Linked DNA regions of Homo sapiens: all the other regions are linked to region 1. Evidence: read pairs that join two places in POLR2A ChIA-PET (ENCODE). Cell type or tissue: OCI-LY7. All regions are shown on one strand. Each heading gives the region's core, and the rest is flanking DNA. Links, peaks and the distances in the headings are about the cores only. Region 1 overlaps PUM1 (pumilio RNA binding family member 1). Region 2 holds the start of LOC124904579 (UPF0764 protein C16orf89-like). Region 3 has its middle 17 kb from the start of SERINC2.

Region 1 (10,057 bases), core at 3,033-8,032:
GACAAATCCCTCAGACAGAGTAAGTGGCCTCTTCCTTTTGTCCAGTTGTCTCCAGCCACATTAGTTTTGACATAGCTTGTAGACCCGCATCATAACATTTCTTCAGTGTTCAGCCATTGCCCTACCTCAGATGTTTCAGGATTTAAAGTATTTATCAGAGTAATGACTGGTGACTACCATTAGCTCTTTCGGTAAGATTTGGATGACATTGATTACATAAGTTGTGGTTCTATAGACTAATATATCAGCTTCTTATTTTGTGAACAAACAGTATAAATCCATTTTCCAGTAAGTATGCATTGAAAAAATTTAAAAGTATTCTCATATAATTACCGATTTTAAAGTAGCTTTGCCCTTTTCCTTTAGCAGTTGTTAAAGTTTTGAGCGATGTATTCATCGTACTGCCTAGACGTTTCTTCCCCCTGGACCTTCTTAAGGTCTCTTAGAGTGCATTAAGTATAAACAAGTAGAAGTAGAATTTTTTTTTTTAATGTGTCAAAATGGCATGATTGAGTAGAAAGGAGATAGCTAATCTTGGATGTGATAGGCTATAGAAGAATATACTTACTTCCAACCTAAATAAATAAAGGCCAGGCATAAAGTCCTTGGGTCTGATAATGTATAGTTGTAGATGGTAATCTTTATAAATACCCATACATTTTATTTCATGAAAACTGTTTGGAAAATTGTTTTAAATAGAAATAAATACTTCATCCCATTTTAATATTAGTCTTTAAAATTGTTCTATTGTAGGCTGTTACAATTTTAATAATCTTTTAGAAATGCTGAATTTATAACTATATACAGTTTTAAGTTAAATATTTCTTTAGCAAAGGTAAAATTTGACTATATAAACATTTCATTATAATCTTTAGTATAGCAGTTATCTTTTTAAAATTTCTCTTTACCCTCAACCTGTCCCGTCTTCTCTTTTTTCATTTTTTCCTTATCTACTGTCTGGAGTGAATAGCGAAACTGTGTAGGTATTTGATAGGGCTGCAGTTTTAGTCAAGTTTGTTTTTACTGACAGGTATGTTTTCAGCAGGTTTAGCTCCCGCTGCGTTTGTCCCCAATCCATACATCATCAGCGCTGCTCCCCCAGGGACGGACCCCTACACAGCTGGATTGGCTGCAGCAGCGACACTAGGTGAGACATTCTGCTGCATGAGGGATTTTCTCACCTGCTGAAAAGTCATTTGAGATGGGCGTGCATTCTTTATACTCTTTCCCAAATCCATGTCTCCAGTGGAGATTATCCAGATTTTCAATGCCATCTACCTGCCAGCTTAATATCTCTCCGTAGCTGTATCATAGGCCCCTCAGACTTGAAAATGTTCAAAGGCAAATTAATCACATACGCCTTGCATATGTGTTTTTGATCCATGGAGCCACCAGATACTCATTTATATTTTGGGAATTTCCCCCCTTGCCCAGATCTCCTACCACCTCTAGTCTATCATATAGTTCAGGTACTTTTACTGGTCTCTAATGTATTTATAATTTCCTTGCCTCTCTCACCTCCTCTTCCCCTCTAAATTGTTCAAGAAAATGATTTCAAACTTAGATCTTACCTCTTCATCTTTCTGCTTAAACCTTTTATTGATTTCCCTTTTTTCTACCCTAGTATGTCATACTACAGTTATTACCAAACATGGCTGATCATTACAACTTACTTGGAGTCGGGGTGGGGGTGGTGGTGTTTTGTTCCTTGGAATCAGTATTTTTAAGGAGCTTCCAGATAATTCTGTGGGTTAGCTAGGGTTGGGACCCACAGTATATAGGGCTCTATCACCATGCCTCATACATACAGGTCTCTACATATGTACCACCCAATTCCCTTCCTAGTTGACTGCCATTGGCTAACACCATACATTGTAGCAGTACAGATCTGATTTTAGTTTGCTGCAGATACTGCATTGGTTTAGGCCCCTGTCTTTGGTCACTGTGGTCTTCTGTAGTAAGCTCTTTTTCCCATTCTTTGCCTGTGAAGTGCCCTAGTTGGCTAATTACTGCACTGTTTTTATTTGCTTGTGGGATGTATACATGAGTTTTTTCCCCTCTTTTTTTTTTTCTCTTTCTTTCTCTCTCTCTCTTTTTTTTTTTTGGAGACAGGATCTCACTCTGTTGCCGAGGATGGGATGCAGTGGCGTGAATACAGTTCACTGTAACCTTGAATTCCTGGGCCCACTGGATTCTCCTGCGTCAGCCTCCTGAGTAGCTAGGGCTACTGTGCATCACCACACTTAGCTAATTGTTAAATTTTTGGAGAGATGGGGTGGTCTCGCCAGCGTTGCCTAGGCTGGTGTTGTGTCAAATTCTCGGGCTCAAGCAGTCCTCCTCCCTTGGCCTCCCAAAGTGCTGGCATTCCAGGCATGAGCCACTGTGCCCAGCCTATGAGTGTTTTTTTCTTTCCCTTGAGACTAGATTTTTAAAAGACAGGCATCTTTGTTATTTGACTGTGTGTTGCACAGTTACCGTCACCGTGATGGGACCATAAATGTATGATGGGTTGAATTCAACATTAGGACAAACAAAATGTCTTCCAGTTTAGATATTCACTGGGGGAAGATCCCTCCAAGTCAAGTTCATCATGACTAAATATTACTTCGAAATTTTACTACTTATTATGTAACATGTAATTTGCAATTATGAACTTAAATGTAGCCTAGCATTTCTTAGATTTTTTAAAAAATTGTTTACATTTTGGCATGGTTATGATGGGAAGATAGTTAACATAGGGTCATCTGGCTGTCCGTGGTCATCCCCCTTTTGGGGGAAAACAGAAAGCTCTTCGTAGGAGAATGATCTCTGCTAACCATCATTAATATTTATTGAGCACTTAACTTTTGTCAGGCATTGTCCTGAATGCTTTTCTTTCATATGATTTTTCAGATGATGATTTTAGAGATTAGAAATTTGTGGCTCAGACAGCTGCCTTATTTGTTGTTTTTTGTTTTTTTGAGACTGAGTCTTGCTCTCTCGCCCAGGCTGGAGTTCAGTGGTGCGATCTCGGCTCACTGCAGTCTCTGCCTCTTGGGTTCAAGTGATTGATTCTCCTACCTCAACCTCCTGAATAACTGGGACTACAGGCACCCACCACCACGCCTGGCTAATTTTTGTATTTTTAGTAGAGATGGGGTTTTGCCATGTTTGCCAGGCTGGTCTCAAACTCCTGACTTAAAGTGATCCACCCTCCTTGGCCTCCCAGAGTGCTGGGATTACAGTTGTGAGCCACTGCGCCCAACCTAGAGAGAACTGTCTCATTTGAAGTCACACAATTTAAATGTTGTAGAGTTGGGGTTTGAACCAGGTTTAACTCCAAAGCTCATGCGTATGCTTCACTATAGTATATAGAATGCCTGTGCTGTCTGTCTTGAATTGTCTTTTCTGTACTTTCTTTAGAAGTCTTTACTAATTTATGTTACTTGAAACAAAGAACTGGTCTTAGGGTTGACACTGCTGCTGTCACTGAGATGGTAGTTCGGTGATCAGAATCTTGTTTTTTGTATATGTCAGTTGAGCCAGGGTGAAAATGAGTTAATACTTTCACAAATAACAGGAAATGTTAACTGTTAAAACTATGAAAATGTGTATTCTTTGAGGGTGTCAGTCACACAGGAATTGAAGTGGGCATCCTGATGTGCCAAGCTCAGTTGATTTGCCCTGGGATGTTTTCCTAAATTTAACCTTAGGCCATGTGACCAGCGTATAGTAGTAGAAATGCCAGTTGAGAAAATTTAGAGAGTAATGCAGATGTTAATGGTAATAGCAGTCCTTGCCCAGTAGAGGCTCGCTTTTGTTGGCTTTTGGGAGAGCGTTGGGACTATTATTGCAGGTTGCAACCACTCATTCAAGGTAGATACGGCTGTACTCCCAACATGTATTACAGGTTGAGCATCCCTAATCTGAAAATTCAAAATCTTTTTGAGTAGTAACATGACACCATAAGTGGAAAATTCCACACTTGACCTTGATCTCATGTGATGGGTCATAGTCAAAACCACAGGCACATAACACACAGTTCATCTATTCAGCATCCCCAAAGGAAAAGTAAAATTACCCCCAGGCTATGTGTATAAGGCATATATGAAACGTAAATGAACTTTGTGTTTAGACTTGGGTCACATCCCCAAGATAACTCTTGGACACACACATAGTCTACAATCTGAAATCGGTAACACTTCTGGTCTCAAGCACTCTGGTTAAGGAACACTCTACCTGTTTACCCATTTTTACAGGTGAGGAAACTAAGGCACAGTTAGGGTCTTTTTTGTGTGTTTTTTCTCTTATTTATTTCTTTAACTGCCCAAGACCACCCTGCTTTATAAACACTAATCAAATGAGTATGAGGCTCTATCACTCTTTTTTTTTTTTTTAAACTTGAATACATGGCTTTTAGGCCGTTCAGTTTCTGACAAATTAAAAAATGTTTTAACCCCTTTTCTTCTTATAGTAAAATAGTTCATAGTGTAACAGCTTTTCTTAGCAACACCTTTATTCTGTACCCAGGTATAGTGTTTCAGTGTGCACCCTTGCTTGTAAACAGCTTCTTAATCTTTTCTAAGCCCACAGGTATAGAAAACACCAAATTAGAAATGTCAAAACATATTTATATTGGGCAGTGGTACAATTTGACTTATTTGTGTTTTGGAAGCTTAAAATGGGGGAAACAAGAATATGTGTCTATTTATTTTGGCTTAATGAATTATGTGTTTCTCCAGAATTAGCTGTAGCATCAGAGTAGCTGTAATATTTGAAACAGCTCTTCAGAACTTCAGTCAGTGTAAGGAAGGTTTGGTTACTGTTAATGAATCAAGTTGGAAATATTTAACTCTCTGCTTTAAGGAAGTTCAACTTGGAGATATGTTTCAGCAGATTTGAAGAATTGACTTTGAGCCCATTTCCTGGTTAGCAAATGTGTCTTTGGTGTTTCTTGCTACCAGCTTCGTCATAGAATTCTATAATTAGATTTCTGCCACACTTGGGTTGATATCTGCATAATTTTGTTATATCTCTGTTGTGTACTTTATGTGGCCGACTGCAGCTGTACTTTGTTGCCAAGGAAAATGAACAGATAATTTGGATTAAAGCAGAATGCTTAATTTTTTTTTTTTTTTTTGGAGACACACTCTTTGCTCTGTTGCCCAGGCTGGAGTGCAGTGGTACAATCTTGGCTCACTGTAACCTCTGCCTCCTGGGTTCAAGCAGTTCTCCTGCCTCAGCCTTCCGAGTAGCTGGGATTACAGGCATCTGCCACCACGTCCGGCTAATTTTTTATATATTTTTTTAGTAGAGATGGGGTTTCACCATGTTGGCCAGGCTGGTCTCGAACTCCTGACCTCAAAGTGATCCACCCAACTTGGCCTCCCGTAATGCTGGGGTTACAGAGAATGCTTAATTTTGTTTAAGGTTCTCAACAGGTCTGTAACAAGTCAAGGTGTTGTATTTTTTGTTTCTATTTGTGTTCAACGTTGACTTAAATTTAAAATTTCACATATCAGTGTCTGAATGTAGTTGTGTTGAATGCCTTTGTGACTTTAAAAATAGAAATAGGGGCCAGGCCTGGTGGCTCAAGCCTAAAGTCCCAGCAATATGGGAGGCCAAGGCAGATGGATCGCTTGAGCCCAGGAGTTTGACACCAGCCTGGGGCAACACAGACCTCTACCAAAAAAAAAAAAAAAAAAAAAAAAATTAGTCAGGTATAGTGGCATGCATCTGTAATCCCAGGTATTAGGGAGGCTGAGGTGGGAGGATCACTTAAGCCGGGGAGGTCAGGGTTGCAGTGAGCTGAGATTGCCTCATTGCATTCCAGCCTGGGTGACAGAGAGACCCTGTCTCAAAAAACAAAAAAACAAAAAAAACAAACAGTAACAGCAACTTTGAAGTTGCAGTGGAGGTTCAGTTGAGTGTCTAGGTTTTGTTGTCAGACTGATAGATGTTCTTTTTCTGGAGTTAATGAAACAACAGCACTCCGTTAAATCACCTTAGGTGCCATTCTTATCATTGAACATAGGATACATCCTAACCTTTTGTTCTATTCCATCACTTTAAGCACGCAAACCCTCCATTTACTCCCTTCTACCAACAGATATTGTCTCTATGCTACATCCTCCATCTGTTATTAAATTGAACCCCTTCTATCAGTGATTCCCCCTTTTAGTTTTCTAATGTTTCATTCCCCACTGCTTCTTCCTCTAGGCCTGGATTATATTAGAAGACTGGTGTAAGGATCTCATATAATGTTTACTATTCTTTAAAAAGAGTTAATGATTAGCTAGCATAAATTAATATATACTTTTAAGTTAATATTTTACAGTAGGATCTATTGAGTCAGATGTAATTTTGGAAAGGCTGAGATGAGCCTCAGTAGTTCAGACTTTCTTTACCTTTCTTTTGCTATTTTTAGGCCCAGCTGTGGTCCCTCACCAGTATTATGGAGTTACTCCCTGGGGAGTCTACCCTGCCAGTCTTTTCCAGCAGCAAGCTGCCGCTGCCGCTGCAGCAACTAATTCAGCTAATCAACAGACCACCCCACAGGCTCAGCAAGGACAGCAGCAGGTAAATGTAGACAAAATTTACCTCTTCTAAGTGGGAATCGTAGTATTGTGGATAATTAATAGGTAATATTGCGCCTAATAGAAAAACACTGTGAATGCATGAATTTCCTCTTGTGTGTATATATGTGTGTCTGAGTTCAGGCTCAGATTTAACTACTCTTACGGAATGTCTTTTATATATTAGACACTATTGTACCTAGGTGGGGTAACGATACTAACCAGTTCACCTATAGGGAAATTGCTTAGCTGCAAGTGGCAAAGTGGATCTTCAAAGTTACAGTAAAATTTTGTTCTGCCATACTGTAGTTGCTTGCTAAGCACCACTTTCAGATCATTTCAGGGTTTTGCAAGGGGCTTGACACTAAAGCAGGGGTACTAGATTTTTAGACTGCTTATTTGTAGTACCTATTGGATTGGATTGGATGTAAATCTTAAACTATCATATCTGCATTAGCTTTTTATTTGAGTTGAGAAAGGACGGTAAACTGCAAAACTACATCTTTTATTTTTTTAAACAGGTCATTTCCTCCTTGATTGCTAGAATAACACCTTTTTTTTTTTTTTGAGATGGAGTCTAGCTCTGTCGCCCAGGCTGGAATGCCGTGGTGCAATCTCAGCTCACTGCAATCTCCGCATCCCGGATTCAAGCAGTTCTCCTGCCTTAGCCTCCTGAGTAGCTGGGATTACAGGCACGCTACACCATGCCCAGCTAATTTTTGTATTTTTAGTAGAAATGGGGTTTCACCATGTTGGTCAGGCTTGTCTCAAACTCCTGACCTCGTGATCCACCCGCCTCGGCCTCCCAAAGTGCTGGGATTACAGGCGTGACCACCGTGCCTGGCCAATAACACCTCTTTATTGATAGAAACTGTGGTAAACTAGAAAACTTGAAAAAAAAAATTACCCTAAATCCTTATGTCAGAAAACCAATGCTATTATGTTTGGTATCTGTTATTTTAGCCTTATTATTTAATATTTTACAAAATTGTCATTATTGTGTCCACGTGGTTTTACATTCTGATTTCATACTTTACTGTGTTATTTAGTGTTCTTTTAAATGACATTTTTACTAGGTACATTTAAATCCACCAAACGATACTTTATTTTGACTAGTCTATTATATTTGATATTTCATTTGTATCAGTATTTTGGTGTTTTAAATGAGATTGATTAACATCCTTTACATAAGTTTATCCTTGGAAAAAATTCCTAGTAATGGAGTTTTTCTGGAGCAAATAAAATCAGCACTTAGGCTTCGATACGCATTGTCAGATAAAAGCTGTCATTTGAGACAAAACACCCTGCTCATATATGAATATATTAAATGATCCAAACAAGAATTTTTTGCTTGACATCAGTCTTACTCAGAGGGTGTATGTTTAATTTTTTTTTTTTTTTTAGATTCCACACAATTACAGAAAAAAAAAACAGGTCTTGAAATTCCCCCCGTTATTTGGACACTATTAAATGATTTTCTTGGCAACAGATACAGTTCTTGTACCATATATATAAGGAAATTCAGTAAATAATTTGTTGACAGAATGAGTGATCTGTTAAAATAAATTTGTTTTGAGACGGAATTTTGCTTTTGTTGCCCAGGCTGGAGTGCAATGGTGCAATCTTGGCTCACTGCAACCTCTGCCTCCAGGGTTCAAGCGATTCTCCTGCCTCAGCCTCCCAAGTAGCTGGGATTACAGGCCCCCACCACCACGCCTGGCTAATTTTTGTCTTTTTAGTAGAGACGGGGTTTCACCACATTGGCCAGGCTGGTCTCGAACTCCTGACCTCAGGTGATCCACCCGTCTCGGCCTCCCAAAGTGCTGTGATTGTAGGCCTGAGCCACCACGCCTGGCCAAATTTCTTTTTTTGTTTGTTTTTTTTGAGATGGAGTCTAGTTCTATTGCCCAGGCTGGAGTGCAGTGAGCTCTTGGCTCGCTGCAACCTCTGCCTCCTGGGTTCAAGTGATTCTTCTGCCTCAGCCTCCTGAGTAGCTGGGATTACAGGTGTGTGCCGCCACACCTGGCTAATTTTTGTATTTTTAGTAGAGATGGGATTTCACCATGGTGGCCAGACTGATCTCGAACTCTTGACCTTCAGTGATCCACCCCCCTCGGCCTCCCAAAGTGCTGGGATTGCAGGCATGAGTCACTGTGCCTGGCCTATTAAATAAATTAATTTCTCTTCTCTTCTCTTCTCTTCTCTTCCCTCCCCTCCCCTCCCCTCCCCTCCCCTCCCCTCCCCTCCCCTCCCCTCCCCTCCCCTCCCCTCCCCTCCCCTCCCCTCCCCTCCCCTCCCCTCCCCTCCCCTCCCCTCCCCTCCCCTCCCCTCCCCTCCCCTCCCCTCCCCTCCCCTCCCCTCCCCTCCCCTTCCCTTCCCTTCCCTTCTTTTCTTTTCTTTCTGACATAATCTTGCTCTGTCTTCCAGCCTGGAGTGCAGTGGCGCCAAGTTTGCTCACTGCAACCTTCGCCTCCCAGGTTCAAGCAATTCTCGTGCCTCAGCCTCCCTAGTAGCTGGGATTACAGGCACGTGCCACCATACCTGGCTAGTTTTTGTATTTTTGGTAGTGACAGGGTTTTACCATGTTGTCCAGGCTGATCTCGAACTCCTGACCTCCAGTGTTCCACCCACCTTGGCCTCCCAGAGTGCTGGGTTACAGGTGTGAACCACTGCACCTAGCAAATAAATTTCTTAATAACTGCTCTTTGTGGATAAGTCTGTATTTATTTGTGTGATCATCTTTTTGTTTAAATGGCTGCCAAATTATTATGCATTTGGAAGACTAAAGTAATTACCATGTTTTAAAATTAGGTCTAATACAGTGAACAAGAATAATACTAATTGCTGTTTATTGAAAGCTTTCTGTGCAGAGTTAAGTGCTGTACATGTAATTTCTATTTCTCTTATTATGATAGTTGTACAACTTCTTGTTTTATGAAATAGAATTTCATAATTGAGAGGAAATCGATTGAGGAAATACAATTTGTGTGCCCAGGGTCACACAAATACAAAGTTGTTAAGATTTGAACATAAGCCTCTGTCTTGACAACTTTTCTTCTGACCATATTGTGATGTCTTGACTTAAAGAAAATCTGAGATCTTGTGTTTCTTCTGCCGTTAACTAGCTTACAACTAGGGCAAGTTGGATGGCTTCTCTAAATGCATATATTTTTGTTATAAAATGGACATAATAATCATTAACTTTTCAGTTTTCTGTCATTCCCTACAGGTTCTGTCAAACCCTACTAAGAAGTTTTTAGCATTAGTTTTTAATTAGCAGCCATTGTTTTAGTTCCTTTTTTTTGGGTGCCAGTTTCTGATTTTAAGTATTTGAGGAAAATATGATTTTTTTGGTAAACTGCCTTGTCATAGTAATTAAAATGAGAGGTTCTTTTTAAACTTTGCTGTTGGCCTTTTGGGCCCTTGTATTTTATCAGAAAGTATATGTTGCGTTCTAGTCAAGCTGACTGTTCTAGGATAGTTTTTATAAATTCAGTCATTTT
Region 2 (10,057 bases), core at 3,329-8,328, 130 kb before region 1:
AAAAACAATGAACTGTACACTTCAGATATGTGAATTATATGAATGTGAGTTATAGCTCAATAAATCTGTGAAAGAAAGAACAAATAGAAGGAAGAAATAGAAGGAAGGAGGGAAGAGAAGGAGGAAGGGAAGGAAAGGAAAGAAAGAAAGGAAAGCAAAGCAAAGCAAAGGAAAGGAAGAGTGTTCAGTTTAAAAGTCCAATTTCTTTTTCTTTTTTTTTCCCCAAGAAGGAGTCTTGCTCTGTCACCCAGGCTGGAGTTGAGTGGCGCAATCTCCGCTCACTGCAACTTCTGTCTCCTGGGTTCAAGCAATTCTCCTGCCTCAGCCTCCTGAGTAGCTGGGATTACAGGCACCCGCCACCACGCATTTTTGTATTTTTAGTAGAGACGGGTTTCACCATAGTGGTCAGGCTTGTCTCGAACTCCTGACCTCAGGTAATCTGCCCGCCTCAGCCTCCCAAAATGCTGGGATTATGAATGTAAAGCGCTGTAGAATAATTTTGCTCATGGAAAATGCTCAAAGTTGAAACAGGCTTAGTAGAAATGAGAAGAAAAATATGTACAGATGAAAAATATACAGATGAAAATAGAGATTGGTGAGAAATGAAAATAGAGTCTTTTGGCCAGAACTGCCGTCTTCCAGTAATTTGCCAAAATGATGAACACAAAGGGAAAGAGGAGAGGCATCCGATATATGTTCTCTAGGCCTTTGAGAAAACATGGAGTTGTTCCTTTGGCCCCATATATGCAAACCTATAAGAAAGGTGATATTGTAGACATCAAGGGAATGGGCACTGTTCAAAAAGGAATGCCCCACAGTGTTACCATGTCTAAACTGGAAGAGTCTACAATGTTCCTCAGCGTCCTGTTGGCATTGTTGTAAACAAACAAGTTAAGGGCAAGATTCTTGCCGGAGAATTGATGTGCGTATTGAGCATATTAAGCATTCTAAGAGTCAGGATAGCTTCCTGAAGTGCATGAAGGAAAATGATCAGAAAAAGAAAGAAGCCAAAGAGAAAGGTACCTGGGTTCGACTGAAGCGCCAGCCTGTTCCACCCAGAGAAACGCACTTTGTGAGAACCAGTGGGAAGGAGCCTGAGCTGCTGGAACCTATTCCCCATGAATTCATGGCATAATAGGTGTTAAAAAGAAAAAGAAAAAAAAAAAGACCTCTGGGCTGTTAAAAAGAAAAAAAAAAAGGAAATGAAAATGGAGGTTGGTAAATAGTGAGAAATGCTATTATAATAAGCAAATACAATTCAGCCCAAATGTCTGATCCCAGGAGTTTAGAGTTTGCAAGCGTAACTACTTTGCTGTGAAACAAACCTCATGCAAACGCAGGACATGGCATTTGTATATATTTCTTTTGTTTGTTTTCCCCAGTCACCATTTTAAGTATATATTTATTTACATAGATTACTTCCCTTTCTTCTTTCAGAGGCACCAAACTGGGCCGGGTGTGGTGGCTCACGCCTGTAATCCCAGCACTTTGGGAGGCCGAGGCGGGCAGATCACGTCCGGAGATCAAGACCATGCTTGCTAACTCGGTGAAACCCCGTCTCTACTAAAAATACAAAAAAATTAGCCGGGCGTGGTGGCGGGCGCCCGTAATCCCAGCTACTCAGGAGGCTGAGGCAGGAGAATGGTGTGAACCCAGGAGGTGGAGCTTGCAGTGAGCCAGCCTGGGCGACACTCCAACCTGGGCAACAGAGCAAGACTCCTTCTCAAAAAAAAAAAAAAATTATCAAAGGCACCAAACTGGTAACAAGTTATTTCCAATACAACAGAATGATAAGTACAAAGAGTATACAAAAATTATATCCATATACAAAAATTAGCCAGGTGTGGTGGTGCACGCCTGTAGTCCCAGCTACTCCAGATATAGGAGAATTGCTTGACCTGGGAGGTGGAGTTTGCAGTGAGCCAAGATCGCACCACTGCACTCCAGCCTGGGTGACAGAATAAAGCTCTTTCTCAAAAAAAAAAAAAAAAAAAAATTAGCTGGGGCAAGCTGTGGCAGGTGCTACAGGGAAGGCGGAGGCACAAGAATCGCTTGAACCCGGGAGGCAGAGGTTGCAGTGAGCAGAGATCATGCCACTGTACTCCAGTCTGGAAGAGTGAGACTCCATCTCAAAATAAATAAATAAATAAATAAATAAATAAATAGAAATAAGAAAGAAAAAAATAAAACATAAGAACCAAGGAGAAAAACTCAGCAGATTGCCTAAATCACCAGAGTCTAGTTTTGTTTTCCTATTCTGTACTTCTCTCCTTTTCCCCCAGTGTTCTCCTCTTCTTCCTCTTCTCCTTCTTCTTCTTCTTCTTGCTCTTCCTCTTCTTCTTTTTTTTTTTTTTTTTTCGTTTTTGAGACGGAGTCTTGCTCTTGTCGCCCAGGCTGGAGTGCAATGGCACGATCTAGGCTCACTGCCTCCGTCTCCCAGGTTCAAGCGATTCTCCTGCCTCAGCCTCTCAATTAGTTGGGATTATGAGCGCCCGCCACCACACCTGGCTAATTTTTGTATTTTTAGTAGAGATGGGATTTCACCATGTTGGCCAGGCTGGTCTTGAATTCCTGACCTCATGATGTGCCTGCCTTGGCCTCCCAAAGTGCTGAGATTACAGGCGTAAGCCACTGCTCCTGGCCTTCTTTTTTTTTTTTTTTTTTTTTTTTTTGAGACAAGGTGTTGATCTGTTGCCCAGGCTGGAGTGCAATGGCATGATCTCAGCTCACTGCAACCTCCGCCTCCCAGGTTTAAGCAATTCTCCTGCCTCAGCCTCCCAAGTAGCTGGGATTACAGGTGCCCCTCACCATGCCTGGCTAATTTTTTGTATATTTAGTAGAGACGGGGTTTTGCCACTTTGGCCAGACTGGTCTCGAACTCCTGACCTCAGGTGATCAACTCCCCTCGGCCTCCCAAAATGTTGGGATTACAGGCGTGAGCCACTGCGCCCGGCCTGGTACAATTTTTTTAAGCATATAAGGTGCCACCATATTTGTGTAGCCAAGGCCAGGAGTGTGATTGCTTTGGAATTCTGACTGGGGCACGTGTGGTATAATCCCAGCACTTTGGGAGGCTGGGGTGGGAGAATCACTTGAGGCCAGGAGTTTGAGGATGCAGTGAGCTATGAACATGTCACTGCACTCCAGCCTCAGCAATAGAGTGAGATTCTGTCTCAAAAAGAAACATAAAACAAAAACCAAAAACCTAACCTTTGTTCTGAGAGCCTGCTTCTTTCAGTATTTCTATCACACCTCTTTTTTTTTTTTTTTTTTTTTTGAGACAGGGTCTCACTTTGTCGTCCAGACTGGAGTGCTGTGGTGCTTCCACAGTTCACCATAGCCTGGACCTCCTGGGTTCAAGCGATCCTCCCATCTCAGCCCCACAAATAGCTGGGACCACGGGCACGAGTCACCATGCCTGACTAATTTTTGTATTTTGTGTAGAGATGAGGTTTTGCCATGTTGCCTGGGCCAGTCTTCAACTCCTGAGCTCGAGCAATCCGCCTGCCTTGGTTTCCTAAAGTGCTGGGATTACAGGCGTGAGCCACCGCACTCAGCATCTTCTATCACACTTGATGGGGAATTAGAGGTTCACATTCCAGGCCTGGCCTGTCACCTGCACACAGCCCTCTGTTCCTACCATAGCAGATAGAAGATTCTTCCCACCCCATCCAGTGAATCACACTGGGAACTTCTTCAGGGTTCTGACGCCACATGGCAGTTCCTGTAGCCAAGGCCTGGTAGCCAATAGATGCTCCATAAATGGTGAATAGAAACATACATGGGCTGGCCGCGGTGGCTTATGCCTGTAATCACAGCACTTTGGGAGGTTGAGGCGGGTGGATCACCTGAGGTCGGGAGTTTGAGACCAGCCTGGCCAACATGGCAAAACCCCGTCTCTTCTAAAAATACAAAAAAAGTGTCCGGGCATGGTGGTGGGCACCCATAATCCCAGCTACTCAGGACACTGAGGCAAGAGAATCACTTGAACCCGGGAAGCGGAGGTTGCAGTGAGCCGAGATCCCGCCACTGCACTCTAGCCTGGGCAACAAGAACAAAACTCTGTCTCAAAAAGAAAAAAAAGAAAGAGAGAGAGAGAGAGAAACACATGAACAAGCCAGGCATGGTGGCTCACACCTATAATCCCAGAACTTTGGGAGGCCGAGGCCGGTGAACCACTTGAGGCCAGGAGTTAGAGACCAGCCTGGCCAACATGGCAAAGTCCTGTCTCTACTAAAAATACAAAAAAGAAAAAAAAGCAAACAGAGGGGCTGGGTGCGGTGGCTCACGCCTGTAACCCCAGCAGCTTGGGAGGCCAAGCTGGGCAGATCACCTGAGGTCAGGAGTTCGAGACCAGCCTGGCCAACATGGTAAAACCTCATCTCTATTAAAAATACAAAAAAAAACTGAGCAAGGTGGCGGGCACCTGTGATTCCAGCTATGAGGGAGGCTGAGGCAGAAGAACTGTTTGAACCTGGGAGGCGGAGGTTGCAGTAAGCTGAGATCTTGCCACTGCACTCCAGCCTGGGTGACAGAGAGAGACTGTCTCAAAAAAAAAAAAAAAAAGAAAAGAAAAGAAAGAAACATACACAAACAAGTGAACTGAGTGCTCAGTACATGCACTTGGCATTTATATATTATGTCTTCATCTATGCATATTATTATTTTTTCTTTTTCTTTCTTTTTTCTTTTTTAGATGGAGTCTCACTCTGTCTCCTAGGCTGGAGTGCAATGGTGCGATCTCGCTGCAACCTCCGCCTCCTGGGTTCAAGTGATTCTCCTGCCTCAGCCTCCTGAGTAGCTGGGATTACAGGCGCATGCCATCACACCCTGCTAATTTTTGTATTTTTAGTAGAGAAGGGGTTTCACCATTTTGGCCAGGCTGGTCTCGACTTCCTGACCTGAAGTGATCTGCCTGCCTCGGCCTAAATGCTAGGATTATAGGCATGAGCCACTGCACCTGGCCTATCTATGCATATTTTTCTAATTACAAAATAATACATGATTACTATATAAAATAGTTATGATTATAGAGGTCTATGAAAATGAGTTTCCCCTACAACCCTGCTTGGCAATAACCACTAAAAGCAATTTGGTTTTTTTGTTTTGTTTTGTTTTTTTTGAGACGGAGTCTCACTCTGTCGCCCAGGCTAGAGTACAGTGGTGTGATCTTGGCTCACTGCAACTTCTGTCTCCCGGGTTCAAGCGATTCTCCTGCCTCAGCCTCCTGAGTAGCTGGGATTACAGGTGCCCACCACCATGCCAGGCTAAATTTTGTATTTTTAGTAGACACAGGGTTTCGCCATGTTGGCCAAGCTGGTCTCGAACTCTTGACCTCGTGATCTGCCTGCCTCGGCCTCCCAAAGTGCTGGGATTATAGGCATGAGCCACCGTGCCCGGCCCCAGTACAATTTTTTTTTTAAGCATATAAGTTTCCACCATGTTTGTGCAGCCAGGACCAGGAGTGCGACTGCTTCAGAATTCTGACTGGGCCAGGTTTGGTGTAATCCTAGCACTTTGGGAGGCTGGGATGGGAGGATAGCTTGAGCCCAGGAGTTTGAGGCTGCAGTGAGCTATGAACATGCCACTGCACTCCAGCCTGGGTGACACAGTGAGACCCTTTCTATAACAATAATAATAATAAAGAATTCTGAATAGGTAAGACTATTGATGATGATGATGATGTTGGACTTGTGTTTACTGAGAGTACTAAGTCCCAGACTCTGTTCAGAGCACCTTACGTGCATTATCTCCTTTAATTCGAAGAGATTCTCTGAGACAGGTACAGGTAAGTGTGTGCTCCTCATAGGAGCAGTACAGCCTAGTGGTACCCGGTTGCCTGGTCTCAAATTTCAGGTATACATGCACAAGATATATGGCCTTAGTAACTTTTTTTTTTTTTTGAGACATGGTCTCACTCTCACTGGGGCTGGAGTGCAGTGGCACCATCATGGCTCCCTGCAGCCTCTACCTCCTGGGCTCAAGTGATCCTCATCCTCCTGTTCAGCCTCCCAAGTGGCTGGGACCACAGTCTCGTGCAACAGCCCAGCTAATTTTTCTACTTTTTGTAGAAATGGGGGTCTCACTATGTTGCCCAAGCTGGTCTTGAACTCCTGGGCTCAAGCGATACTCCAGGCTCAGCCTCAGCCTCCCAAAGTGCTGGGATTACAGGCATGAACCACTGCACCTGGCCCAGTAACATTCTTACCCTCTCTGTGCCTTAGGTTTCTCGGTAAAACAAAGATGATAATAACACCTCCCTCATAGGGTTGTGGCCCAAATGCAATGAATGAATGTGTACCAAGCATGTGACGTGCCTGGCATGATTTTACAGATGAGGACATGGAGGTGATCCAGCGTAGATTCAAAGCTGCATTCACTGGCCTGGTTCCCTAGCATGAGCGGTCAGTGCCTGCTCAGTCCTCCCAGGCATCCCTTTCTGGGGGACAGCCTGTTCCTGGGTCTCTGAGGCAGTATGGGGAGGTGGAGTCAGGGAAAGTTCACTTCTTGATCCTTCCTGTGTTTCCTCAGCTGTTGAGCACAACAGTGGCTTTCGTAATTAAACAGTAGACAGTCTTAGGAGAACTAGGAGCAAGCCCTTCCCACTCTAAAACCCTCAGAATTGCTTTGCTGGTTATAAAACGAATTTGTGCAACTCCCTGGGAAGGTCTCAGGGTCAGGTGTTTTGTGGGAGAATCATTTCCTGCTTGGCCTGAGGGAAGAGCTGCTTCTTCCTGCTGAGATTCAGGCCAGTGGAGGCAAGCCTGCATGCAGACGCCACAGCCCATCCCTGACCCTCCCACCCCCACCCGGGACTCTGTTGTGGGTAGTCAGGCAGAAAATGAAAGGGAAGGGGGCTCTGTTCACAAAGTTGCTGTGCAAATCATTTATTTATTTATTTATTTATTTATTTATTTATTTATTTATTTTAAAGTTCTTTTTTTTTTTTTTTTTTGATACAGGGTCTTGCTCTGGCACCAGGCTGGAGTGCAGTGGCATGATCTCAGCTCACTGCAACCTCCGCCTCCCAGGTTCAAGCAATTCTCCTGCCTCAGCCTCCCGAGTAGCTGGGATTACAGGTGTGCACCACCACACCCGGCTAATTTTTGTGTTTTTAATAGAGATGGGGTTTCATCACATTGGCCAGGCTGGTCTCAAACTCCTGTCCTCTCACCTCCACCTCCCAAAATGCTGCCTTTTTTCTTTTTTAGACAGTTTCGCTCTTGTTGCCCAGGCTGGAGTGCAATAGCGCAATCTCGGCTCACCTCCCGGGTTCAAGAGATTCTCCTGCCTCAGCCTCCCAAGTAGCTGGGATTACAGGCACCCGCCACCATGCCCAGCTAATTTTGTATTTTTAGTAGAGATGGGGTTTCTCCATGTTGGTCAGGCTGGTCTCGAACTCCTAACCTCAGGTTATCCGCCCACCTCGGCCTCCCAAAGTGCTGAGATTATAGGCGTGAGACACCGCTCCCTGCCTGGAAAAAAGTTTTAAAAGATGCTTATAGAAAAAGGACAAAAATTATTTCTTTTTTTTTTTTTTGAGACAGGGTCTCCCTCTGTCTCCCCAGCTGGAGTGCAGTGGCCTGATCTCAGCTCACTGCAGCCTGAACCTCCCAGGCTCAAGCAATTCTCCCACCTCAGCCTCCCAAGTAGAAACACATTTGGGATTACAGGCGCATGCCACCACACCTGGCTAATTTTAGAATCATTTCTTTAAAAAAAAAAAACAAAAAAACTGAGGTTTAAGAGGGAATGTGAGAAAAAGAGAGCTACTCCTCATCTGCACTCCCCCAACTCCTGAAGCCCCTTACTAGCAGACGGCGGGCTCCCAGGCCTGAGGGTAGGAGCCGGCTCTGGGAGTAACAGAGCAGAGGGCACTTGGCCAATGGCCCTGTTCCTATTCCTACCCAGAGGCCTTTGCACACCCTGACCTCTCCTGGACTAGGGCTCCTCCCCAGGTCAGGGGAAAAGGCCTCCTCTCTCCCCCTTCCTCCCTCTCTACCCCACCCCCTTCTTCCTACTTATCATTTTGGAGAGTCATTTAATTCCTGGGGTTTCTGTGTGTGCTGAGTCTGTGCGTGTGCTGGGAGAAAGGAGCCTGGCTTCTATCCAACTGAAAAGAAAGAGGAATAAACCACAAAACCAAAACACACACAAAGACAACTTGGAAGACAATATTTATTCTGATTTTGCTTTTGCTTTAATACGTAATATGTATACATGTTCCAGACAACACATTTGGGAACACAAAATAAAAATAAGGTTGCTTATGACCTCAGGAGCTAGCTAACCTTTGCTGACAATTTCTGTCTTCTCTTTGGGTTTCAGGACATGTGTTATGTTGGGGCTTTCTGCACCCTCTGGCTGGGGAAGAGACCTCATCTGTCACCTCACATCTTCATTCTCTCCCCACTCTAGGATTTAGAGGGTGTAGTCAAGGGGGAAGACCTGGGACAGGTTAAACCAGAGGGGTGGCTGGTGCAGAGGACTGGGCAGGGACTGTGACTTTGTCCCTCAGCTGCTGTGGGAAAGGACTTCGTGAACAATGAGTTGACCAGAGAGTCGGGCTTCATCCTACTGCCCAGAGAGGCCACCTTGACTCAGCAGAAAGGTCCCCGGGGAGACAGCATAGTTCCCCAATTTCCTTTATATTTTTTATCTTTTTCCTTTTTTTTCTGAAACATGGTCTTGCTCTGTCACCCAGGCTGGAGTATAGTGGCACAATCATGGCTCACTGCAGCCTCAACTTCCGAGGCTCAAGCAATCCTCCTGCCTCAGCCTCCCAAGTAGCTAGGACTAGAGGTATGTGCCACTATATCCGGCTAATTTTTATTATCTGGGCCAGGTGCGGTGGCTCACGCCTGTAATCCCAGCACTTTGGGAGGCCGAGGCAGGTGGATCATGAGGTCAGGAGTTTGAGACCAGTCTGGCCAACATAGTAAATCCCTGTGTCTACTAAAAATGCAAAAAAAATTAGCCGGATGTCGGGAGGCAACGCTTGCAGTGAGCCGAGATCGTGCCACTGGACTCCAGCCTGGGCGACAGAGTGAGACTCTGTCTTAAAAAAAAAAAAAAAAAAATTAGCCAGGTGTGGTGGTGTGCACCTGTAATCCCAGCTACTCAGGAGGCTGAGGCAGGAGAATCACTTGAACCCGGGAGGCAGAGTTTGCAGTGAGCTGAGATCATGCCATTGCACTCCAGCCCAGGCAACAGTGCAAGAATCCGTCTCAAAAAAAAAATTATCTGTAGAGTCAGGGGACTCCCTATTGCTGCCCAGGCTGGTCTCGAACTCCTAGGCTCAAGTGATCTGCCCACCTGGGCCTCCTGAAGTGCTAGGATTACAGGCGTGAGGCACCAGGCCTGGCCTTCATACCTTTTAAAATGTATTCATTCACTCACTCATTAAACATTAACTGCTGTCCACCCTGGGCAGGCTCTGGGGCCTCTCAGGTGGAGAAGTTGCCAACTGGGCCCTCCAACAGCCTGCTTCTGACCTGGGGAAAGTAAGATACAAGAAATGTGCCCAAGGAAAGCAGGGGAAGGGAGGAGGAAAAAGGGAGAGAAAGGAAGGGCGTGTAGCAGTATTCCCCGCATGAGTGAACAATTTGTAAAAGAATATTACATATTACAACAGCATTTTTCTTTGGAAAATGCAAAACAAAACTCTAACTTTGTTCTTAATGCAGACTATGGAAAGTAAATTGTGAGGAAATCTTGGCCCTTGGGGGTTTATCATGGGTCCCTTCAGTTAAGCCTGTGGGGAAGGCAGGGAGTAGGGCAGGCCTTGCCACTCTCCAGAGGCCTCTCAGTAGAACGTGACCTATTTCTATTTACCAGAATGGCAAGGGCAGGGGTGCAGGAATGGGAAGAGGACATACCTGATTGGAGAGCCAAGAATTTGGGTCCTGAGAGTCAAAGGGAGAGGTTGGCAAATTCAGGAACACATAGCTGCGTGTAGTGGCTCTCTCCTATAATCCCAGCATTTTGTGAGGCCAAGGCAGGAGGATCACTTAAGCCTTGGAGTTCAAGACCAGCCTGGGGAACAAAGTGAGATCCA
Region 3 (10,057 bases), core at 1,856-6,855, 420 kb before region 1:
CTTTTTTTTTGAAACAAAGTTTCATTCTTGTTGCGCAGCCTGGGAGGCAGTACCTGCAGTGAGCCGAGATCGCGCCATTGCACTCCAGCCTGGGCTCACTGCAACCTCTGCCTCCCAGGTTCAGGTGATTCTCCTGCCTCAGCCTCCTGAGTAGCTGGGACTGCAGGCATGCACCACTACACCCAGCTAATTTTGTATTTTTAGTAGAGACAGGATTTCACCATGTTGGCCTCTGCCTCCCAGGTTCAGGTGATTCTCCTGCCTCAGCCTCCCAAGTAGCTGGGACTGCAGGCATGCACCACCATGCCCGGCTAATTTTGTATTTTTAGTAGAGATGGGGTTTTGCCATGTCGGTCTTGAACCCCTGACCTCAGGTGATCCGGCCGCCTCGGCATCCCAAAATGCTGGGATTACATGCATGAGCCATTGCGCCCAGCCTCTGGGAAAACTTTTTGTACTGGGCAAACTAGAACAATTGGTCACCCTAATTCTATGCCATATCATATCCATTTAAAAAAAACCACCTTTATTGAAATATATTTCACATACCATAAAATCCGCCTATGTTAAGAAACCATTCAGTGGTTTTTAGTACATTCACAAGGTTGTGCAATCACCACCACTAATTCCAGAACATTTTCATCACCCTAGAAGGAAACCCCATGCTCGTTTAGCAGTCACCCCTCATTCACACTTCTCCTAGGTCCCAGCAACCACTCATCTACTTCCTGTCTCTACGGATTTGCCTATTCTAGCCATTTCTTTTATGACTGTCTTCTTTCACTTAATATAATGTTTTCAAGGCTCATCCATGTTGTAGCAGGTATCACTGTATCAGTGCCTCATTCTTTTTACTTCCCAGACAAGATTCCATTGTACAAATATAAACCATACTTTGTTTATCCACTCATCAATTGTTAGACGTTTAGGTTGCTTCCACTTTTTGACTCTTATGAATAATGCTGCTATGAACACTCATATGCAAGTTTTTATATGAACATATGTTTTCATTTCTCTTGGGTATATACCTTGGAGTTGAATTACTGGGTCATATGGTAGCTCAATGTTTAACTTTTTGAGGAACTGCCAAACGGTTTTCCAAAGTGACCACACCATTTTACTTCTTACTAGCAATGTAAGAGGGCTTCAATTTCTCCACATCCTTAGCTATACTTGTCATCATCTGTCTTTTTGATTTTAGTCATCCTAGTGGTGTGACCTGCTATATTGGTTTTAATATAAAGTTTTTGTTCTAAATTAGTCGCTATCAAGTAAAACCAACCCCCTTTGAATGTGCACCATGTCTACCATATTGCTTAGAGCACCCTAACACACAACTCAGTACCTCTGAGGGCAAGGGTGCCAGCCTGTAGCATGTGGATTAAAGTCATTTGTAATGTTGTGATATTATAAATGACACTGTGATAACCAGCCTTGTACAGATTTGTGCACCTCTATTATTTTTTTTCCTTAGGAAAAATGCATAGGGATGGAACAATTTGGTTAAGGGATACACATTGAAAATGTAAACACGTGGCACAAAATTTCAAAGGGTGTACAGAGAAAAGTAAAGTTTCTTTCTTCCCCTGCCCTCAGGTCCCCTCCCCAGAAACAACCACTGGCACCAGTTTCTTAAGTATCCTTCCCAAAACATCTTAGGGTGCACATTTTTGAGGTTTCCAAACAAATTGCCACCAGAAATTTGCACTCATTGATAGACCCACTGCTAGTGGGAAAGTTTTCTTTTCACCATTTTGCCTACATTGTTCTTTTTTTTTTCTTTTGAGACAAAGTCTCTCTCTTGTTCTCCAGGCTGGAGTGCAGTGGCATGATCTCAGCTCACTGCAACCTCCGCCTCCCAGGTTCAAGTGATTCTCCTGCCTCGGCCTGCCGAGTAGCTGGGATTACAGGCACACACCACCGTGCCCAGCTAATTTTTATATTTTTGGTAGAGACAGAGTTTCACCATGTTGAACAGGCTGGTCTCAAACTCCTGACCTCAAGTGATCCACCCACCTTGGCCTCCCAGAGTGCTGGAATTACAGGCGTGAGCCATGGCACCTGGCCTTGCCTACGTTGTTCTTTTTTTTCTTTTTGCCACGTTAATCTTTAATTTTTTTTAATTGCTAATGAAGTTGAACTTCTTTCCATTGTATTTGTTGTATTATTCATATATATTATTATTTGTATTTTTCATATGTTTATTATTTGTATTTCATATCTGGTGCCAGAATGATATTTTTAAAAAAAATCTGGCCGGGCGCAGCGGCTCACATGTGTACTCCCAGCACTCTGGGAGGCCGAGGAGAGTGGATCACTTGAGGTCAGAAGTTTGAAACCAGCCTGGCTGGTTTCATGGTGAAACCCCATCTCTACTAAAAATACAAAAATTAGCCGGGCATGGTGGCACACGCCTGTAGTCCCAGCTACTCGGGAGGCTGAGGCAGAAGAACTGCTTGAACCCTGAAGGTGGAGGTTGCAGTGAGCCTAAATCGCGCCACTCCACTCCAGTCTGGGCAACAGAGGGGAACTCTGTCTCAAAAAATAAATAAATAAATAAATAAATAAATAAATAAATTTTTTAAAAGAAATCTAATAATGCTCTTGGTTAAAAATTATTAGATTTTTAAAAAAATCTAATAATGCTTCCCTACTGCCTGGGAATAAAGACCCAGCTCCCTAACTGGTCCACAAAGCCCCACATAGCCTGACTCCAGCTGCTCCTGGCCCTTTTGTTTGGACAACTTGCAGTTTCTAGAAACAGCCATGTGGCTTCTCTCCTCCTGGCTCTGGCAGTTACAGACATCACCTCCTCTCTGATGACTTTCAGGCTCACCTCCATCACACATCTCTCATGAAATCACTTGCTTACAGGGCCAGCTTGTATGGCCAGCTTGTATGGGTGTATGACCTCTGCAGAGGGACCCTACGGTTAAGAAGGGCCCCTAGACTGGTTTGATGCTCTGCTGTCGCTGTTTTGAAATTCATAGTACATTTTGGACAAGGGGCTCTGCATTTTCATCTGCACTGGGACCTGCCAAATATGTAGCAGGTCCTGCTGGTTTACCTTGTGCTTCCCACAGATGATGAGACACCCCTTGACCTCAGGGTCAGTCCCACCCCCTCTTGTATCCCCAGTGCCTGGCAGGAACCAAATGAATGCCTAAATTTTATGAATGAAATGAATGAATGGATGAAAACAAAGAAAGAATGATGGCATGAATTAAAGGAAGGAGTCTGTTATTCCTTGAAGAGTAAGGTAGATGGAATTATCAATGTAAACAAAAGTCAAAAAGGCATTCCAAGTAGAGGGAATGACCCCCATGGGCAAGAATTCACTGTGGGCAGGGCTGGGAGGCCCTGGGATTGTGGTTGTACCAGCCTCAGTGGAAACTCCTGAATCTGGAGGAAGTGGGAGGGGTGGGGCCATGGCTGATCTCTGGAAGGAGCTGTTTCCCTGACCCCAGTCAGGGAGAAAGCCCTGGAATCTAGAAGAGGAAGTTCTAATTAGTGCCCTCAAAGGGACTTCTCCTGTCACTGGGGGTAGCAAGCAGTGAGGCCAGGAAGTTGAGGGGGGTCAACGGGACGGCTTGACTCAGGGTTGGGGCATCAAAGCTTGGTGATCTTAATGACCCCAATTAAAGTGCCTTTGCACTACCTGGCCTCTGACTCACGGGTCAACACCTCCTGCCCACCCCGCATTTAGTTTAAAGGGTTTCTCTGGGCCCTAGGCCCTCCCTTGGCATCCTCCCCAACATTCCAGAAAGTGGATGGTCATCAGGCTCCCAGGACCAGTGGGACCAGTGGGAGATTAGGGGCAGCCCCTCAATGGATGCCCTAGCCACCCATGGAGACAGAAAGATAATGACCTTTTGGGGTTTATGGGCATAGGGCTTGGCCTTGCCCGAGCAAGGGAAGAAGCCCAATGGCTGCAAACCCCTTAAAGGGTTTTATATTGCCAACCTGGGTCCATCCACCCTTCCCCTCACCTCCTTCCATTCTCTCCTCTTCATTCCTGCCCTCCTAGTCATAGAGGCTTCCTTTCCAGCTCTTGACCACATCAAGTTCATTCTTGTCTCAGCCTTTGCACTTGCTGTAGTAATCTTACTGCTTGCAACACTCATCCCCCAGATCTAGGCACAGCTGCTTCTCATTAGGCAGGTCTCAGCTAGAAGACCACTTCCTCCCTGAGGAAGTCAACCCTTCTGCACCCCATGGCCTTGCTTAATTTTCAGACTGTCTGAATTGGAATCCTACCTCCATTAGCTACTAGCTTGGGCAAGATACAGAGCCTCCCTGTGCCTCTGTTTCCTCGCCTATACAATGAAGATAACAGAAGCATTTATATCATTACACTGTCGGAAGTAGTAAATGAGTTGACACAGGGCCCTGCACATAGTAGGGCTCCATGCATATTAAGCATTATGACAATCACTGTCTGCCCCCTGGAGGTCACTTTGGGAGAAGAGACTGTGTCAGCCTGCACAGAGCTGTTACCCCAGGGCCTAAAACAGTGCTACATAAAAGGCACTCCAGAAATAGGTATCTAAATCATTGATTCATTTGTTTCTCTCTGGGTATTTTCCCTTTTGCTATTCTCTCTCTCCCAATTCAAGCAGATTGTTGGTTAGGCAGACAACAGGCTTCCGAGGCTGGCAGGGGAGGAAAGATGGAGTGAATGGTAACTGCAGAGACACCTCTGGCTCTGCAGATGGTGGCCAGAGCCCAGTGACCAAATGACCCCGAGCCGCACTGTGAACCCAACTCCGCAGAACAATTCTTGCCTTTCTAGTAATGCCCAGAAGAAGCAGAGAGAGAGAGATGTCAGCCCCAGAAGGGCCACTCAGAGCAAAAAGGACAATGGGTGTTGCAAGGTGATCCATGTAGAAAACATGCCTGGGAACACACACACATGGACCTACCAAGCCTTAGCTGCACGTACATTTATCTCCCATCCCAGCTTAGACACAGCTCCGGATTGAAGAGAAAGAAAGTTCTACTTCTTATACCCCTAAGTCAATCACACCTGGCGCTCAAATAAAAAGTTCCCTTATGACTCCTCACTGAGAGCCTCTCAGAGCCTCAGTTCTGCCAGTGTAAGGTGAAGGCAGTTCCATCTCTCCTACGATGCTTGTGCAGGTTTCAATCATGATAAAAAGTTCCCAAGGGCCAGGTGAGGTGGCTTACACCTGTAATCCCAGCACTTCGGGAGGAAGAGATGGGAGGATCGCTTGAGCCCAGGAGTTGGAGACCAGCCTGGGCAACAAAGTAAAACCCTGCCTCTACAAAACAATAAAAAATTAGCCATGGTGGAGCCGCATGTGGTCCCAGCTACATGGAGGCTGAGGCAGGAGGATTGCTTGAGGCCAGGAAGTGGAGGCTGCAGTGAGCCACGATCGCGGTATTGCACTTCAGCCTGGGATACAAAGCAAGACCCTGTCTCAAAAAGAAAAGTTCCCAAGGACTTGCTGTGTTACCTCTTTTAATCCTCTCAACAACCCTGTGAGATAAGAACTATGATCTCTGCTTTAAAATAAGGAAACCAAGGCACAAAGTGATTGTGTAACGAGGTGAGTTTGAGTAGCTGGTCCAAGACTGAAGCTCAGGTCTAACCCCAGCCCCCGCCACCCTTCCTCTCTACTCAGAAAAAGAAGGTAATCAGAGGGTGTGACAATGTTTGGTAAACGGCAAAGACTTGCGCTGATACGGGATGACAGAAGGCGGGGCGGGCGCGGTGGCTCACGCCTGTAATCCCAGCACTTTGGGAGGCCGAGATGGGCGGATCACCCAAGGTCAGGAGTTCAAGACCAGCCTGGCCAACATGGTGAAACCCCGTCTCTACTAAAAATACAAAAATTAGCTGGGTGTGGTGGCGGGCGCCTGTAATCCCAGGTACTCTTGGGAGGCTGAGGCAGGAGAATGGCTTGGACCCAGGAGGCAGAGATTGCAGTGAGCCGAGGTCGCGCCACTGCACTCCAGCCTGGGTGACAGAGCAAGACTCCGTTTCCAAAAAAAAAAAGAAGAAGAAGAAGAAGAAGGCGGGGTGGGGAGCGGCCCTGGACAGAGAGGGAATGAGGCATGTGTCGCTCAGCACCGGCCACTGTCCAGTGGAGGTGCAATGCCATGCCAGACAGAGCTGTGGTTCTGCACAGCCTGGCCCAGGAGGGCCTTCGCTGACCCCAGTTGACAGGAAAAGAAGTAGCAGCCCGGCCCCCGGAAGAGGGGGAGGGACGCGCTTAGACGCCGGGAGAGTGCACCTGACTGGTGTCAGGAGGTCCGCGTCAAGTGCCAGCTCTGTCTCTAGTTCTCAGGGTGACGTCTGGCTAGTTCCTCTCCTCTCGGGACACCTGTTTTCCCGCCGGGCTCAAGTGCGGATCAATCAGGGCTGGGAGGCTCCGGGAGCCCGCGCGCTCTCCTAGCTCGGCTCCGTAGTGCCCCCCGGTGGACAAACTGGTGCGTGCCAACCTCAGCTCCGAGAAGAACACCCGCAGGAATCGCCCCTTCCGTCTTCAACGCCTGGCCCTGGGTGCACGGAGGAGGCGCGCACATGCCTCATTTCCAGGGCCCAAGAGGAAGGTGAAGGTTCCGAGGAGATCTGGGCGGGCGAGGAGAATCCCCAGGCTCTGGCTCTGACGCTTGTTTGCTGTGTGAATTTGCACTCACCTTCCTCTCTCTGGGCCAGCTTCCCTATCCCTAAGAAAGGAGTTAATAGGATGAGTCCTGACCTGGGAGCCATAAGACTTGGTTTTCAATGTTAATGAGCTTAAGCAAGTCCCTGCCCTACCCTGGGCCTCAGTTTCCCCATCTTCACAAGTTGAAGGCACCAAATGGCCTCAGGACCCTTCTGGCTCTGACATTCAGTAGTCTAAATGGCAACAATGTGTTTAGGAGAATTAAGAGGAGGTGCAAGTGACCCCAAGAAGAGTTTCTTGAGGTCTGGGAGATGATTTTGACTGGGTCAAAAAGTATTAATATTTATAATTATAAATATTATATCATGGGGCCTCTTTTGTTGACAATGCCCTGTGGGATGCCTTTGGCTGGGGACAAGTCCATCAGTGTATAAGAGCCGCTCACACCAGCTAGCAAGAGCAAATTGCTAAAGTTTCAGGCATTTTGCAAGAGGGCTGTTTAACAGTCATTGCTAAAAATTAAATTGTATACTGGGCACAGCAGCTCACACCAGTAATCCCAGCACTTTGGGAGGCTGAGGTGAGAGGAGGATCACTTGAGGCCAGGAGTTCCAGATCAGCCTGGGCAAAATAGTGAGACTTCCATCTCTTAAAAAATCATAATATCAGGCTGGGCAACATAGTGAGACCCTGTCTCTACAAAAAATTTTAAACATTAACGGGGTGCGGTGGCGCATGCCTATATTCTCAGCTACTCAGGAGGCTGAGGTGGGAGGATTGCTTGAGCCCAGGAGGTCAAGGCTGCAGTGAGCTGTGATCATGCCACTGCACTCCAGCCTGGATGACAGAGTGAGACCCTGTCCCCAAAAAATATATATCATCATAATAAAAATTTTAAAATTAAATTGTATACATTTACAATTAAATAAATTATATTAAAACAAAGATATTAAAAATCATCACTTCCTAATTATTTTACTATATTTCACTATTATCTATTCTCTTGAGTTTACCTACATTTATTTTTTTTTCATTTTTATTTATTTATTTATTTTTGAGACAGAGTCTTGCTATTGCCTGAGTGGCACCATCTCAGCTCACTACATGGAGCTGACTGGCACCATCTCAGCTCACTACAACCTCTGCCTCCCAGGTTCAAGCAATTCCCCTACCTCAGCCTCCCGAGTAGCTGGGATTACAGGCGCACACCACCATGCTGGGCTAATTTTTGTAATTTTAGTAGAGACAGGGTTTCACCATGTTGGCCAGGCTGGTGTCGAACTCCTGACCTCAAGTGATCCACCCACCTCGGCCTCCTAAAGTGCTGGGATTACAGGCGTGAGCCCCCGCACCCAGCCCTACATCTGTTGTTATCTGTGTAGTGGAATTATGACATAATGATGTGCTTCTGCACATCTCTTCCTAACTCTTGGCTCCATAACATCGTGGCAGCAGCTTGAATCAGCCGAGTGGGGGTATTTACACCACAGAAATTGGTAAACAGCATATGGGGGCCAGGGAAAATTTTCCCTTTTGCCCTCTGAAGGTTCATGGAAAAATCAACTCACAAAAGGCAGAAAATTGGAGACAAAGCATACAAAAGTTATTATTAACATGTACATGGGAGCCTTCAGCATGAAGACCTGAAGAAAAACAGAAAACTATTCGTTTTTATGCTTAGGTTCAACAAAGTATGGACAGCCATGTAGAAATATGACTGGATGAAAAGGCTATGATCAAATGCTAATAGACTGAGTGAGGAAGCCCAGCAAGGACTTCTGCCTGGATTCTTCCTGGCCTCTCTGAGCATTCATTCCTTCCTTCTGAATATGGGGCAGGACCCACTCTAGAATGAGGATCTTATGACCTAGAGTCAAGGTAGGTAAGATAACTTCTTTTCACACAGAAAGGTGGAGGAAAATCCAGAGTAATGCTTTTAGGTTTTACGGCTGGCTTCGGGGGAAAAGGGGTTTGTTTTCCGTGAAATGTCTTGGGGAAAAGGGATGCTAGCCTTGGGGAAGAGAGATTCTAGTTTCTATGGCTAGCCTCAGGGGAGAATGGAACAGAAAGACAAGAGGACAGGAGAAGGTCAAAGAAAAACTTTTGCTTCTGAGGCCTTCATTTTGGGGTATTGTTGTCTGAGTCCTGATAGGTACAAATAAGGAACTGATTTGTTGTTTTGTTGACTTTCAAGACTAAAGAAAGTGATAGACAAAATGTTAAAAGTGCAAATTAAACTTAATAGTTTGTCAAGTCTGGTGCTAAAGCTGAAAGAAGTTTCTGTTTAATGAATATATCTGTAGAAGGGTGAAAAATATTATAACAGTAGGTTGGGTGCAGTGGCTCACGCCTGTAATCCCAGCATTTTGGGAGGACAAGGCGGGTAGATCACTTGAGGTCAGGAGTTCGAGAGCAGCCTAGCCAAGATGGTGAAACCCTGTCTCTACTAAAAATACAAAAAAAATTAGCTGGGGGTGGTGATGCACGCCTATAATCCCAGCTACTCGGGAGGCTGAGGCATGAGAATCACTTGAACCCGGGAGGTGGAGGTTGCAGTGAGCCGAGATCAAGCCATTGCCGCCTGGGTGACAGAGCGAGACTCCGTCTCAAAAAAAAAAAGAAAAATATTTTAACAGTAGATCCTGTAGCACATTTAATGACAATAAATTTATTAGGAAAATAATTAGCAGATTGGTATCTATGCAATTCAATTTCAAATTTTGGTTGAATTGCAACCATAGGATGGCTACAGATATGAGTTTGGCAAAAATTAATGAAACCATTCTGCCAGAATCAATTGGCTGTATGGAATTTACTATCAAGTGTTTGTATATGGACCAGCATGGTGCCTCCCATCCATAATGCTAGTGCTTTGGAGACCCATGTGAGAGGTTTGCTTGGGGTTAGGAGTTTGAGGACAGCCTGGGCAACATAGCAAGACCTTGTCTAAAAAACAAAACAAAACAAAACAAACAAACAAAAAAACTGTTTAAATGATCTGGGTGTCATGGTACGAGCCTATAGTCCCAGCACTCAAGAGGCTGAGGCAGGAGGATCACTTGAGCCCAGGAGTTCAAGGCTGCAGTGAGCCATGATCGCCCTACTGCATACCAGCCTGGGTGACAGGGTGAGACCCTGTCTCAAAAAAAAAAAAAAAAAGGAGTTTGCATATTGTGTCATTTGTAAGTTAAGCTGTGTGCTACACAGCCTTTATTTATTTTTTTGAGACAGGGTCTCACTCTGTCACCCAGGCTGGAATGCAGTGGCACGATCTCAGCTCATTGCAATCTCCATCTCCCGGGTTCAAGAGATTCTCCTGCCTCAGCCTCCTGAGTAGCTGGGATTACAGGTGTGTGCCATAATGCCCAGCTAATTTTTGTTTTTTTAGTAGAGACTGGGTTTTATCATGTTGGCCAGCTGGTCTC

Evidence for each region. Peaks named below come from ENCODE experiments on the same cell type or tissue, not always from the same donor. Only the 100,000 strongest peaks of a DNase experiment are listed, where the experiment ranks them.
Region 2: POLR2A ChIA-PET joins it to region 1 with 6 read pairs; 3 of 35 experiments call an interaction of 5 or more read pairs at or near these places.
Region 3: POLR2A ChIA-PET joins it to region 1 with 5 read pairs; 1 of 35 experiments calls an interaction of 5 or more read pairs at or near these places.

Annotation. Positions count from the first base shown.
Region 1 is chr1:30,971,152-30,981,208 of GRCh38, reverse strand. It overlaps PUM1 (pumilio RNA binding family member 1), which reads left to right. Exons shown (of 22, transcript NM_001020658.2): 9 at 1,046-1,147; 10 at 6,407-6,558. Among named protein-coding and RNA genes, the nearest start is that of SNORD103C, 7.9 kb to the right of the region's middle. In OCI-LY7, for the core only: a CTCF peak has its summit at 3,779; a DNase peak (open chromatin) is centred at 4,908; H3K27ac peaks cover 427 bases.
Region 2 is chr1:31,099,222-31,109,278 of GRCh38, reverse strand. It overlaps LOC124904579 (UPF0764 protein C16orf89-like), which reads right to left and starts at 9,073. Exons shown (of 4, transcript XM_047439474.1): 1 at 8,997-9,073; 2 at 3,686-3,737; 3 at 1,574-1,657; 4 at 1,286-1,312. The coding sequence starts at 9,073. The coding sequence ends at 1,286. It also overlaps the pseudogene RPL21P22. In OCI-LY7, for the core only: no CTCF peak of the experiment used is centred there; no DNase peak of the experiment used is centred there.
Region 3 is chr1:31,391,192-31,401,248 of GRCh38, reverse strand. No RefSeq gene overlaps it. Among named protein-coding and RNA genes, the nearest start is that of SERINC2, 17 kb to the left of the region's middle. RefSeq lists a silencer at 6,253-6,547. In OCI-LY7, for the core only: CTCF peaks have their summits at 4,252, 4,455 (motif pointing left), 6,225 and 6,436 (motif pointing left); DNase peaks (open chromatin) are centred at 4,448 and 6,378; H3K4me3 peaks cover 834 bases.